Linked DNA regions of Homo sapiens: all the other regions are linked to region 2. The links are chromatin contacts, found by Hi-C or POLR2A ChIA-PET in ENCODE. All regions are on one chromosome and are shown on one strand. Each heading gives the region's core, a stretch centred on a gene start or an enhancer-like site at or near the end of the contact. The rest is flanking DNA. Distances are from core to core; before and after follow the strand shown. Region 1 overlaps IL6R (interleukin 6 receptor). Region 2 holds the start of NUP210L (nucleoporin 210 like). Region 3 holds the start of SLC27A3 (solute carrier family 27 member 3).

The links. Hi-C counts contacts between places; a loop is a spot of excess contacts on that map. ChIA-PET counts read pairs that join two places held with the same protein, here RNA polymerase II (POLR2A). Pooled maps may share reads with other maps.
Region 1: a pooled map shows a loop between it and region 2 (3-fold over the local background). The contact joins the enhancer-like site here to the promoter of NUP210L in region 2. A Hi-C loop is called at or near these places in 5 of 50 pooled maps. POLR2A ChIA-PET finds 5 or more read pairs at or near these places in 2 of 52 experiments (BJ and activated CD4-positive, alpha-beta T cell).
Region 3: a pooled map shows a loop between it and region 2 (3-fold over the local background). The contact joins the promoter of SLC27A3 here to the promoter of NUP210L in region 2. A Hi-C loop is called at or near these places in 1 of 168 maps with a recorded cell type or tissue (naive thymus-derived CD4-positive, alpha-beta T cell) and 7 of 50 pooled maps. POLR2A ChIA-PET finds 5 or more read pairs at or near these places in 1 of 52 experiments (CD4-positive, alpha-beta T cell).

Annotation. Positions count from the first base shown.
Region 1 is chr1:154,443,813-154,448,275 of GRCh38, reverse strand. IL6R (interleukin 6 receptor) reads right to left here. Exons shown (of 10, transcript NM_000565.4): 7 at 105-151. Among named protein-coding and RNA genes, the nearest start is that of IL6R-AS1, 39 kb to the right of the region's middle. RefSeq lists an enhancer at 2,492-2,991. Within about 2 kb of position 1,865, at least 3 of the 41 ENCODE cell types and tissues checked have a DNase peak (open chromatin) inside an H3K27ac peak, as active enhancers do.
Region 2 is chr1:154,152,095-154,156,434 of GRCh38, reverse strand. NUP210L (nucleoporin 210 like) reads left to right here and starts at 1,362. Exons shown (of 40, transcript NM_207308.3): 1 at 1,362-1,593; 2 at 3,563-3,699. The coding sequence starts at 1,391. It also overlaps a transcript of TPM3 not described here. RefSeq lists a silencer at 244-421 and enhancers at 1,028-1,528, 1,529-2,029.
Region 3 is chr1:153,773,444-153,777,724 of GRCh38, reverse strand. It overlaps SLC27A3 (solute carrier family 27 member 3), which reads right to left and starts at 2,318. Exons shown (of 10, transcript NM_024330.4): 1 at 1,561-2,318; 2 at 998-1,207; 3 at 505-663. The coding sequence starts at 2,227. INTS3 (integrator complex subunit 3) reads right to left here. Exons shown (of 30, transcript NM_023015.5): 30 at 2,917-4,281. RefSeq lists a silencer at 1,691-1,882 and an enhancer at 1,251-1,917.

The DNA of each region.
Region 1 (4,463 bases), core at 616-3,115, 290 kb before region 2:
CTAGTGACAGAACTGGATTTAAACCAAATTCGGTCTGGCATCAGCCCACACTCCTAAACACGAGGTGCTGCAGCCCTGACCCTTTTACAAGAACAGGAGCTCACCTGCATGGGGGTGGACACCTCGTTCTCAGCTGGAGGACTCCTGGATTCTGCGGACAGAAGAAAGGCTCATTATTAGTGATTCATGGGCCCTGGAGTCCTGTCTCAGGGGCTTCAGCATCAGAAAAAAAAAGTTCATCTCAATGTTATTTAAAAGAACAGCATGGGCTGGGCGCGGTGGCTCACGTCTGTCATCCCAGCACTTTGGGAGGATGGGTAGATCACCTGAGGTTAGGAGTTCGAGACCACCCTGACCAACATGGAGAAACCCTGTCTCTACTAAAAATACAAAATTAGCTGGGTGTGCTGGCACATGCCTGTAATCCCAGCTACTCGGGAGGCTGAGGCAGGAGAATCGTTTGAACCCGGGAGGCGGAGGTTGCAGTGAGCCGAGATCATGCCATTGCACTCCAGCATGGGCAATAAGAGCAAAACTCCGTCTCAAAAACAAAACAAAACAAAACAAAACAAAACAAAACAAAACAAAAAACAGCATGCTGGAAATAACCAAATATCCAACCGTAAGGGACTAGCTGTAGAAATTATGACATAACTACATAATGCAGAAACTTTTAAAATTTATTTTATATATATATATGTATGTGTATATATATATATGTGTATGTGTATATATATGTATGTGTATATATATGTATGTGTGTATATATATATGTGTGTGTGTGTGTGTGTGTGTGTGTATATATATATATATATATATATTTTTTTTTTTTTTTTTGAGATGGAGTTTCACTCTTTTGCCCAGGCTGGAGTGAAGTGGCATAATCTCGGCTCACTGCAACCTCCACCTACTGGGTTCAAGCGATTCTTCTTCCTCAGCCTCCCAAGTAGTTGGGATTATAGGCGCCCACCACCACACCCAGCTAATTTTTGTATTTTTAGTAGAGACAGGGTTTCACCATATTGGCCAGGCTGGTCTTGAACTCCTGACCTCAGGTGATCTATCCGCTTTGGCCTCCCAAAGTGCTAGGATTACAGGCATGAGCTACCGTGCCTGGCCAATTATTATATATTTTTTGAGACAGGGTCTCGCTCCGTCGCCAGGCTGGAGTGCAGTGGCATGATGATGGCTCACTGTAGCTTTAACTTCTGGGCTTCAGTGATCCTCCCATCTCAGCTTCCCAAGTATCTGGGACTACAGGCGTGTGCCACCACGTCTGGCCAAAAATATTTTAGAAAAACATTGAAGACATGACATAATGCTGTATGAAGAATGCAAGACAAGAAAAATTCTATGTATTTTGATTCAAACTTTCTAAAGAAATATATTTTTATGATTATTGTGTAACACAGTATATATCATAATACTATATATTTGCACACAGGAAGAAGAAAATGGAAAGATACACATCACCAGAGATAAGCACTATTTCAATTTCCTTCTATGCACCTTTTTGCAATAAAAAATATATAACAAATAAATATTCATTTGCCTGTATGGGTTTAGTACACATTGCAGCAGCAGGGATGTGGACCAGGCACCCTCACGGCTCCCTCCCCCTGCACGGGAACAGTGTTTCTGCGGAAACCCCAAGGCAAGAGGAGGCTAAGTATCCAAGCGAAAGCCTGGGCCTTAACCGTAACAGGCAGTGAGTGGAATGCTCTGGATTTCAAAACATTTTCTTGTCAGCTCATCATTTTTCCATCAAGAATTCTAAAATTCCACAGAATGGTTTAAACAAAAATCACGAGCCTCGCTGGGCCAGGAGTAAGGACTAGCAAGGAGGCGGGGAGAGGGTGACCCTGCTTCGGCGTCAGGGAGGGTTTCCAGAATTCCTGGAGTATGCCATCACCAGTAAGGGGGAAACCACACACCAGCAGCACCAGAGGAAGTATAAGAATGCATCCACTCTTCCAATTGTACAGAGGGGAAACAGAGGCCCGGAGAGGGAAAGCGACTTGTTCAAGGCCGCACAGCAAGTGCGACCTGAATTGAACCTAGAATTCATGGGAGGGACCCAGTTTATTGTTCCTTTGCGTTCTTCCCAGCCCAGCAGAGGACAGTTACACACTTATAGCCCAGGGTATCTAAAGGATGACCTGAGGGCATGGAGGCACTAGAATGAAAGCTAAAATCAGAAGACAAAGAAGATGGGGGCAGGCCGGACTCACACCTGTAATCCCAGCACTTTGGGAGACTGAGGCTGGAGAATCCCATGAGGCCAGGAGTTTGAAACCAGCCTGGGTAACATAGTGAGACCTCATCTCTAAAAAAAAAAGAAGAAAACAAGAAGAAGATGGGGCAGCCCTAAATAGAAAATATGGCTGCCCATGGATGCTCGTGCAGTTCAGCAGTTTTCCAAACCCCGCCAGAGTCAGCTTCGTCTGGAGCCTTGAAGGCTCCACCTTGCTTGTTGCCTCAGAACCATGGAAATGGGACCCAGTCATTAGGGCTTTTTTTTTTTTTGAGACCGAGTCTCGCTCTGTCGCCTGGGCTGGAGTGCTGTGGCGCAAACTCAGCTCACTGCAAGCTCCGCCTCCTGGGTTCAAGCCATTCTCCTGCCTCAGCCTCCTGAGTAGCTGGGACTACAGGCGCCCACCACCACACCCGCCTAATTTTTTGTATTTTTAGTAGAGACGGGGTTTCACCGTGTTAGCCAGGATGGTCTTGATCTCCTGACCTGGTGATCCGCCCGCCTCAGCCTCCCAAAGTACTGAGATTACAGGTGTGAGCCACCGCGCCCAGCTGTCATTAGGGTTTTTTAAAGGCTCCCCATACTATACTCAAGACAGATGCTTCAGGAAGAAAGTTTCTACTCTCAGTCCTGACCCCCAACACAGCCTGTGGCCCAGAGAATGCCCAGTAACCTCTGGCGGCTCAGGTTTCTGGGGTTAAAGTGGTAATGAACCACAAAGCCACAGGAAGAGGGGAGGAGAGACCGTGGGACCCACAGGCTCAGTGGCGCCAGGCAGCTCCTGCGTGCTGAGCAAGGGGACCCTACTTCACACCTTTCCTCGCAGCCTTTAAACCACCCAACAGACAGCTCATCACTGCTCCTCTATTCGTGTAGAAACAAATAAATAAACCTCACTGAGGAGCCTCCTGAGGAGAAATGACTCACCTCCAGCTGGGTCCCAAATGCCACCCGGGATGGTCTGTGGAGAGAAGCCTAGTGGAGACAAGTACAGAAAAGGCTGTGTGTACAAATCTCCACAGTGTCTGGGTGCCAAAAGCGCCCCTCATTTTGAGGTTTCACCCTTCCTCATTTGGGGGGGGCGGGTGTGGGGGGCAGTTAAGGAGTCTTTTTGTTGTTAAGACAGGGTCTCCCTCTGTTGCCCAGGCTGGAGTGCAGTAGTGCAATCATAGCTCATTGCAGCCTCCAACTGCTGGGCTCAGGTGATCCTTCCACCTCAGCCTCCCACTTAGCTAGGACTACAGGTGTGCACTGCTATGCCCAACTAATTTTTTTTTAACTTTTTTTTGTAAAGACAGGGTCTCCTTATGGTGCCCGGCTGGTCTCTATCTCCTGGGCTCAGGCAATCCTCCCCCATCAGCCTCGTAAAGTGCTGGGATTATAGGCCTGAGCCACCACGCCTGACCAAGCATCCTTTCTTTTATGAAATTATGGTGATGGTAAATGCTAATAGTTATTTATCACTTACTTGTTACATTTTATGTCCTTACTTAGCAAAATTAAAAGCTGGCAACCAGCCGGGCACGGTGGCTCATGCCTGTAATCCCAGCACTTTGGGAGGCCGAGGTGGGTGGATCACCTGAGGTCAAGAGTTAAGACCAGCCTGACCAACATGGAGAAACCCCGTCTCTACTAAAAATACAAAATTAGCCGGGCATGATGGCGCATGCCTGTAATCCCAGCTACTCAGGAGGCTGATGCAGGGGAATTGCTTGAACTCAGGAGGTGGAGGTTGCGGTGAGCTGAGATCACGCCATTGCACTCCAGCCTAGGCAACAAGAGCGAAACTCCGTTTCAAAAAAAAAAAAAAAAAGCTAGCAACTTTAATTGGTCCCCAGAATTGTTTTTGAAATTTTACAGACCCGTGAAATCCCAACGTTTAGGAATCACCCAGTTGTGCACAAGGATGTCAGGCGGATAGGCAATGCGAGGATGAGGGAGGAGGGTCGTGGAGAGGGGCACGAAGAGTGGAGTGCAACAGAATGGCTGACTGCTAGATGCTATTGAGATGTGGCAAGAACCCAAACCAAGGCAGAGACATTTGGTGCGATGTGCAAGCTCCTGGCTGGGTAGCTGGGTGGGTGGGGTGTCCCCTGGACAAGCAGGGCAGGGAGATCTGTGAGGGGTGTGATATGTTTGGTTTGGGTCATGCGGAGCACCTGGCACAGGAGGGAGGATCTGGCCAGAAGTCTGGGCCAAGTTGAAGACA
Region 2 (4,340 bases), core at 113-2,612:
TCAATAGTGCAACTGTTTTGATACTGAATATTGACAAGTGTCTTTTTGAAATAAAGAACCAGTCCCTCCAACCCTCAGACCTATTTGACTTTTATTTATTAAAACTAAATGTGCTTTCTCCACAGAAGCTATGAGGTTTGGGTTAAAAATAGCATCTTTGTGGGTGGTAGCAACAGGATTTATTCTTTATTATTATTATTTTTGAGATGAAGTTTCATTCTTGTTGCCTGGGCTGGAGCGTAATGGCTCGATCTCGGCTCACTGCAACCTCCGCCTCCTGGTTCAAGAGATTCTCCTGCCTCAGCCTCCCGAGTAGCTGGGATTACAGGCACCTGCCACCATGCCCGGGTAATTTTTTATATTTTAAGTAGAGACAGGGCTTCACCATGTTGGCCAGGCTGGTCTCGAACTCCTGACCTTCAGGTGATCCACCTGCCTCAGCTTCCCAAAATGCTGGGATTACGGGCGTGAGCCACCGCACCCAGCTGGAGCAACAGGATTTAATATAGAGCAAATGTTTAGTTTTATCATCTGTAAAATGGAGATAAGTATTGTCAGAGTAAACATGAAGATTAGAAAGAACACTTAATGTGCTGGGCCTTTTATAGGTTAACACTGACATCTCAGGCTGAACTATATACATTTTCCTTCACAACCATATCAATCCTTATAAACTATGGATTTATGCTCCTTAAAACAATATATAATGCTGATCACTACTATAAATGCGTGGTTTTAACCAACTGTACTGAAACAGCTTTGAGTTTATATTCTGTTTGGATATTTGGAGAAAACAACAAGTGCTCTCAAGAGTATTTGCTTAGAGGCCGGCTGTGTGAGTGGATAACTTTGAAAGCTGCTTTTGAGACGCCAGTGTCTGGCATTTCCTGCATTCTGGCCTGGAGGCCGGACGTGAATCTGACTTCTAGTAAAAATACACGGTTCCCTTGACAAAGTCGAGCTGTTTATCCCAGAGACTGCACAATTTTCCGTTGATAGGCATGGACCAATGCTAACTGGAAATCATTGCAAAAAGTTTTTTTGTCGGGCGGAGGGTGTGGTGTTAAGATAAACAGTGTGCAACAGAAGAAATTAAAACTGGAAGAAATTAAAGGGTTTTTTTTAGACTTTTCTGCTTGTTCCTTACTGTTAAAAAGGTCTGCCATCCAGTATTTAGGAAAGCCCTTTAAGAGAGTTTGAGGTGTTTTAGCTGGGTTTGTGCCAAAAGTTTCCATTATATTGGCTTGCTGAAGGACTGCATTTAAAAATGCCCACACATCCGAGCAAGAAGCAGGTCCCATCCCCCTCTGCTGACGTCACGCCTGTGGATTGGCTGATGGAGCTGTGAGCCGGCTGTAGTTGAGCGGGAACCCGAGACCTGGCAGTCGCCATGACTGGCTGTCCGGCGTCATCAAGACGCCGAGGCTTCGGGCTCTTTTTCTTCTTGCGTCTACACCGCCTCCTGTTGTTGTTTCTGGTTTTGCGTGGGACCCTGGCCAACAAACTTAACGTGCCACAGGTGTTGCTACCCTTCGGCCGAGAGCCAGGCCGGGTGCCTTTCCTGCTGGAGGCCCAGCGGGGCTGCTACACTTGGTGAGGGGTGGTGGGTGACAAGGATATGCACCCTCACTACCATCCAGTAAGGGTGAGGGGGGTTCCCTCTGTAAGATCCCACAGGAATACCGTGTGGGGCCGCGTGAAGGGGCCTAGCCGGTAGGGGAGGAGAGTGTGGTGTCAGTGAAGGTGGCGAGGAGCAGACCCTTGGGTGTGGCGTGTCCTACTCATGTGGTATATCCTCCAGCTGTGTGACAATCTTCCAGACGTGTGAGGAATTCTCGGGATGTGGGACTGGCCTCTTCTCTGTGTGTGTTGGGAAGGGGTGGTCACTATGAGCAGCCGTCAGGGTAAAGGGAAGCCCTGTGTTGGAGGCCACAGGTACTGATGACTTCCAATGTAAACAACTAGAGTAAGAGGAAGTTCCCCATATCTGAGGAAATTTCTGTAGGAACAGGAAAACTTGGGGTGCGAGGGTCCCCACTAACTATAGATGAGCTATTCAATGTGAGAAGGACTTAAAACACAACAGCCAAGTATTGGGGGTTAACTAAGCACTTTACATGTGTTAACTCATTCGCTTTTTGCAGTCTTATGAAGTAAGTACTATTACTCCCATTTCACAGACGAGGAAAGTGAGGCCCAGAGACTATGAAGTGTAAACTTCTGGGAATATGAGAAGATTTATCGTGGGTGGAGATGAGATCTGTCTGTATTATCAAAATTGCCCCATTTATAAAAGGGTACCCGCTTGAAGTGTGAGGACAGGGGGTACACACAACTCCGGGATAATGACTTCCTGACTGAAGATGAAGAGACATGATTTTCTGGTGTGAGAGGACCCAATGATGGGTTATGTGGTTGCCTAAGGTATGAGAGAACCTAACCGAAGTGAGCTTCAGGATGCCAGTGCATTCATCCTAGATGGAGTAGATACCCCTTTGCCATCTCCTAGGAGAAGCAATGAGGTTTGTTCCGAGTATAAATTCACCTCTCATTTTATGAGGAAGTATAAGGAAAGTGAGCTTGTAAGATGATCCAGTGTGACGTGTGTGTTTCCTGACCGTGAGGGTGATGCAAGGCATCTTTCCAGCATTGAAAGCCATTTCTTCTATCACTCCAAAAATATTAATGAGGCCAGGCATGGTGGCTCACGCCTGTAATCCCAGCACTTTGGGAGGCCAAGGCAGGAGGATTACTTGAGGCCAGGAGTTTGAGACCAGCCGGATCAACATAGTGAGACCCCGTCTCTATTTAAAATAAAAACATTCGGCCGGGCGCAGTGGCTCACGCCTGTAATCCCAGCACTTTGGGAGGCCGGGGCAGGCAGATCACTTGAAGTCAGGAGTTCAAGACCAGCCTGGCCAACATGATGAAAGCCCATCCCTACTAAAAATACAAAAATTAGTCGGGCATAGTGGCAGACACCTGTAATCTCAGCTACTCGAGAGGCTGAGGCAGGAGAATCGCTTGAACCCTGGAGGCGAATGTTGCAGTGAGCTGAGATCGCCCTGCTGCACTTCAGCTTGGGCAACAAAGTGACTCGGTCTCAAAAACATAATAATAAATAAGAATAAAAATATTTATGAATGTTTTTGGTATTTTGAGTTGGACTCACACCTCATAATTTAGGCACCTTTTCCATCCTAGATATCAGAAGCCTGGTTTCTAGGATTGAAGGAAACTTTCCTCAGAGTATGAGAAAGTCCCCTCTCATTACTAGAAACACATCAGTCGTATTTCTGCATACTGAGGGAAGAATATAAAAATCTTTTAAAAAAAATTGAGGGAGGGATATTTCTGGGACTTTGTTCAAGGGATCATTGGGAAAGTTCTCATCAATCTCTCAGTTTAATTATCGCATCCCTAAGCAATGTTCCTTCTTTAAAAAGTGTCATTTACATATACCTGGTAGTATGTAACATGGAAGAAGTGTGAGAATCTATGTTCCACTAAAAGTTAATTTTAACCCACCTATTTCACACTCTTAAGAATTTTGTTCTGGCAGGCATTCCACCCATCATGATGCAGTTACTGTTGAGCCTTTATATGAAAATGGCACCTTGTGTTCCCAAAAAGCTGTACTCATTGCTGAATCTACGCAACCGATACGCCTCAGCAGTATTATTCTTGCTCGAGAAATAGGTATGTTGAGAGCAAAAACACTATGTATCACTTCTTCTGGGGTAGAATAATCTGGTATTTTGTATAGATAGTTAACACAAATGGTGTTGGCTTCAAATGATCAAAGGGAGAATAAATGATTCCTAGCTGGCTGCAGTGGCTCACGCCTTTAATCCCAGCACTTTGGGAGGCTGAGGCAGAAAGATTGCTTGAGCTCAGGAGTTTAAGAACAGTCTGGGTAACAGAGTGAGACCTATCTCTACAAAAAAAAAAAAAAAATTATGGCTGGGGGCGGTGGCTCGCGCCTGTAATCCCCCCACTTTGGGAGGCCGAGGTGGGTGGATCACCTGAGGTGGGGAATTTGAGACCAGCCTGGCCAACATGGTAAAACCTCGTCTCTACTAAAAATACAAAAAAATTAGCCGGGCGTGGTGGCGCACACCTGTAGTCCCAGCTACTCAGGGAGGCTGAGGCAGGAGAATCGCTTGAACCCGGGAGACACAGGTTGCAGTGAGCCAAGATTGTGCCACTGCACTCCAGCGGGGCGACAGAGGGAGTCTCCATCTCAATAAAACAAAATAAAATAAAATAAAATAAAATAAAAATGAAGAGTATTAGGCAGGATTTTCATTTTTTCTTTCTTTCTTTCTTTTTTTTTTTTT
Region 3 (4,281 bases), core at 1,069-3,568, 380 kb after region 2:
GATTAGGAGCAGAGTGGGGAGCCCAAGCCCCTCTTTCCAGACCCCAGCCATCACTGTAGTCTTTCCCTGGGAAGGGCCCACTGTGGGAGTCACACCGTCAGGAAGCCGTGCTGGCCCTCTTTCCCCTCCCCCGGCCCCTGTCCCCAGCCTTAGAAGAGGTGAATGCCCTTTCCCTACTTCCCAGCCCCAAAGATCTCATCCTCCACACTCTCACTTCCTTGTCTCTCTCTCCCTCTTCTCTTACTTGCCTGTTCCTGGACTGACACAGTCCTTCCCTGCCTTTGACCCTGCAGCCTGGAGTTATGTGGCTGTATGGCCCCCCTCACCGTTCCTCAGTCTGTAGGTCTAGGCAGGTGACATTGCCCTATTGTACAGAGCTCCTGGTGAGTAGGGCTCTGCCCCATCCGTCCTCTAGATTATCTACCCTGGAGGACTCACACCATAGTACGTGCTTAATAAATGTCTACTGGATGAATTAATGAAGGTGGGGTTGGGGAGACTGACCAATGCCCATGCAGCCCACGATGCCCAGCAGGGAACCGGACATGTGGTAGAGTGGGAGGGCGAGGTAGATCACATCTTCCTGGTGGACACCACACAGCTGATAGAAGCCCTGGCATTGCAGGATCTTCAGATGACTGATCCGAGCAGCCTTGGGGAGGCCTGTGGGGTGGCAGTTATGGGACGATCAGGGGAAGGGCAAACTCCAAGCTCTACCTATCTGTTTGCACCCCCGCTGGGTTTCCCACAGAAAGAGGCGGAGGCAGGACAGAAGCTGAGGACCGAGACCAGGCTGTCCTGGAAATATGGGTGGTCTGGGGGAGGTGGAGAAATGAGTAGGAGGTGAGGAGACTGGGGAGTGAAATGATGGGGAGAAAAAGGATGTGCCAATGAAATCAGCATCCTCTCTGGGGGCTTTGAAGGAGTGGTCTGGGAGCAGACCCCTGCCTTCCTCTGCCTTGGTTTCGGGGAGCTAAGTATGGTGCCCGGCCCTCACCCGTGGTGCCAGAGGTGAAGATGTACAGGCACGTGTCTGTTATGCTCTGGGGGGAAGAGAGGTATCCTGGCACTGGCCCATCCACTTCAGCGGACACTTCAGCCAGCAAATCGCTAATTCCAGCAGGGTGGGTTCCTGGGCCTGCAGCCCACAGGTGGAGCCCCATGGCTCTCAGGGCGGGCAGGTCCGGCTCCAGGGACTCCAGAAACTCTAGAAGGGTGGGAAAGCACAACGCCGGGGCCCTGGCTCTACCTAGAAGAGCCTATGACCCATGTCCCCTCCCTATCCCAGCCCACACTGCTCTTGGATGAGGGTGAAGGGTATGGACATTCCATCTTGGGTCTGAGGCCTGGAACTCGACTCCTTGGGGATCCTTGGGGCACCAAAGATTCAGCCTCATCCCTTCTCAAACCCGGAGACTCCTATCTCCACCCACTTTCGAACCCCAAGGGATAGTCGGCTTCTTCCCAGGCCCAGGGATGAGACCAAGCCTTTCTGTGGTCTCCGACACGCCCCCTTCTGTGGCTGGCCCCGCCTTAGTCAGTTCGGAGCTCCAGCCTTACCTGGCGCCAGCACCAGCGCGCGCGCGCCGCAGCTGCGGAGGCAGTGCAGCAGGGGGCCCCGGCGCAGGGCGGTGGGCACAAAGGCAGTGCGCAGGCCGGCCTTGGCCAGCCCGAACCAGAGCCACAGAAACTCTGGGCCAGCGGGGAGGAGCAGCGCCACAGTTGCTCCAGGTGACAGAGGGGCGGCGGCTCCTCCACCTCTGGCGGCACCGTCCCCTCCGGCAAACTCCGCGCCGCTTCCGGCCGCTGCATCTCCGGCTCCCGGCGCTGCCCGCTCGCCTTCTCCAGCGCTCCCCTCGCCGCTGTCGCCGCCGTCGGGTCCCCAGTCCCAGCCTAGCGCACGTAGGAAGGCGCGTGCAGCCCTGTTACTCTCGCGCTCCGCCTCTGAGTAGCTAAAGCGCCGCGAGCCGTGAATGAGAAAGGTGTGCGCGGCGCGCTGCTGGGCCAGTTCCGCGAGGCGCCAGGCCAGGCTGCAGCCCCCCTCGGGACCTTCCGGGTCGGCGGCAGCCGCGGCCAGGGCGCGAGCTCGAAGAGCCCTTTTGCAGCACAGAGCTCGCACCGCAAAGGCCAAGTCCGCCGGAAGCCAGCGCAACTGCGGCCAGAGGTGTAGCTTCAGCAGCAGCAGCGGTAGCAACAGCAGCAGGGGCAGCAGCAGGAGGGCAGCCATGGAGCCCGCTTCCTCTATCGGCACCGTCTGGTTCCAGCCGCTCGCAAACATCCCTGATCCTCCCTTCCGAAAACCTAGGGCCGCTCGTTCTAGCTGAGACTTCTCCTTCCAGGGAGCGCGCGTGCGCTGGCACACGCCCATTCCCACCCAGGCCCCCACCACTCCACACGGGCGGAGAGCAGAAACCCGGGAGGAGTGCGGGTGTGGGGCGGCCCCGGACTCCCAGCCCTCCCCCCACAGCCTACGCTCCGCCCTAGGCGCGCTCCCTCCCGGACTGCTCGCGGCTCGCACCCTACCAGGTCCTGGGCGGTGCTCGCGCCTTCCCTGAATCCCAGGGTTATGTCTGTCTTCTAAGTTGTTTCTCGGCTTGGGCGGTTTAGGCATCTGGCTAAGCCCTAGAGTCCAGGCCTGAGAGCCAGGGCGTTTGGATCGCAGTCCATCTTCCCCTCAATATTTCTCGTTTTCCCGTTAAGGGAAGGTACCATTGCTCTCTCCCAAAAGAATGAACTTGGCCCCTGGCCCATTTGGTTCTGCAAGTCCCGGCCTGCCAGCCGCAACCCCAGGGGATGGGTGGGGGCTGAGAGTTAAATAGGGGAAAGGTGGAAACCCAGACTGCCAGATTTCTGAGGGGTCACGACAGAGGCCCCTCCCTTTGGGCAAGGGTACAATAATTGGGGCCAGCCAGCAAATGCTCTCCATCCTGGTTTTAATTGGGACAGAGGAAACTGGGGAAGGAGAGAGGAAGGAAAAAGAAGCCTCCAGTGGTTTAGACTTTCAAAGGAAGCAACAGCAGTGATGAGGGAGGGGAGAACCTGGATTCTGTAAAAAGACAAATTTTCGGGGTGAAGAGGAGCAGCTCTGTGCAGTTCGCCCAAACTTCACTCCTCAGTCCACCTCCATTCTCCCTGGACAGCGGGGGAACAACAGCATAGCCAAGGAACTCTCCTCTGCTGGTTCACATGGCCCAGCAAGTGGCCACACTGTGGAAGGAAGAGCATCTCTGTCCCTCCCTGGTATCCAGACTTTATCTCCAGGTACAGTTGTCCCTGGAGACCAAGCTGGAGCATCCCTCCCGTCAAGCAGCGAGTCCTCCGGCCATTCTTGGTAGGCACACAGACTTCAACTGGAGGATGACAGACCTTTTGGAAGCATCTTGTTTCTTGAGAAATGAGTAAGGACAGGCCTCATCCTACGGGGGATGGTTCTGCATAGACAGATCAGTGCCTGGCTCCCACCTCCAGTGGCAGCAGGAAGGATGGGTAGTGGCCAAAGCCAAGTCCCTTCTGCTCTAGACAAAAGTGGGGGCAGAACAGGAAGGGAAAGGGGGATGTTCTGCGGTTACAAGTAGGGGTGCCAATCAAATCAAGACCAAGCTATACATGCACGGGGCAAATGCCAGCAGACACTCCAGCACAAAAGACATTCTGGCTTGTTTTATTGTCATTTAAAAACAACTTTTAAGACACGATTATCTCTGCCAAAAAAAAAACAAAAAAAAACAAAAAAAAAAACAGACTCAAGGAAATGGGATCATTTGACAATTCTGTGAAACTTGCCTCTGGGACTCCCTGGGCTCTGGTGTAGATTGAGGTGCCAACCTCAGACCAACCTAAGCCTCCAGGGCACACCACGTGGGGCTGTGGCCACCCTTTCAGACTCCTTTCTGAATGCTTGTGGCATCTGCCCCATGATTAGGAATGGACACCCTGACCACGTCATAGATGCCCATTTCACACTGGCATGTGGATAGTGACTATAAAACGTCCCTTCAGAACAAACCAAGACCTGAAGGGGAAGCAGGAAGGGACACCCACACACTGAGTCTCTGCTCTCATCCTAGCTTATCTGGCCAGCTGCCCCTTTGTCATTTCCCTTCTCTGTTGAAATGGCTCTTTGGGAGACTGGGGGAGGAGATTGCGGAAGGGGCCAGGGGGCTGAGGACTTCCACTATGGTCTGATTTTACAGAGCCTCTGGCTTCAGTCAGATCCCAAATATCACTGGGAACAGCAGTGTGAGGGGCTGGAGGCCCCAGGAGGAGGGAAGGGGCTAGGGG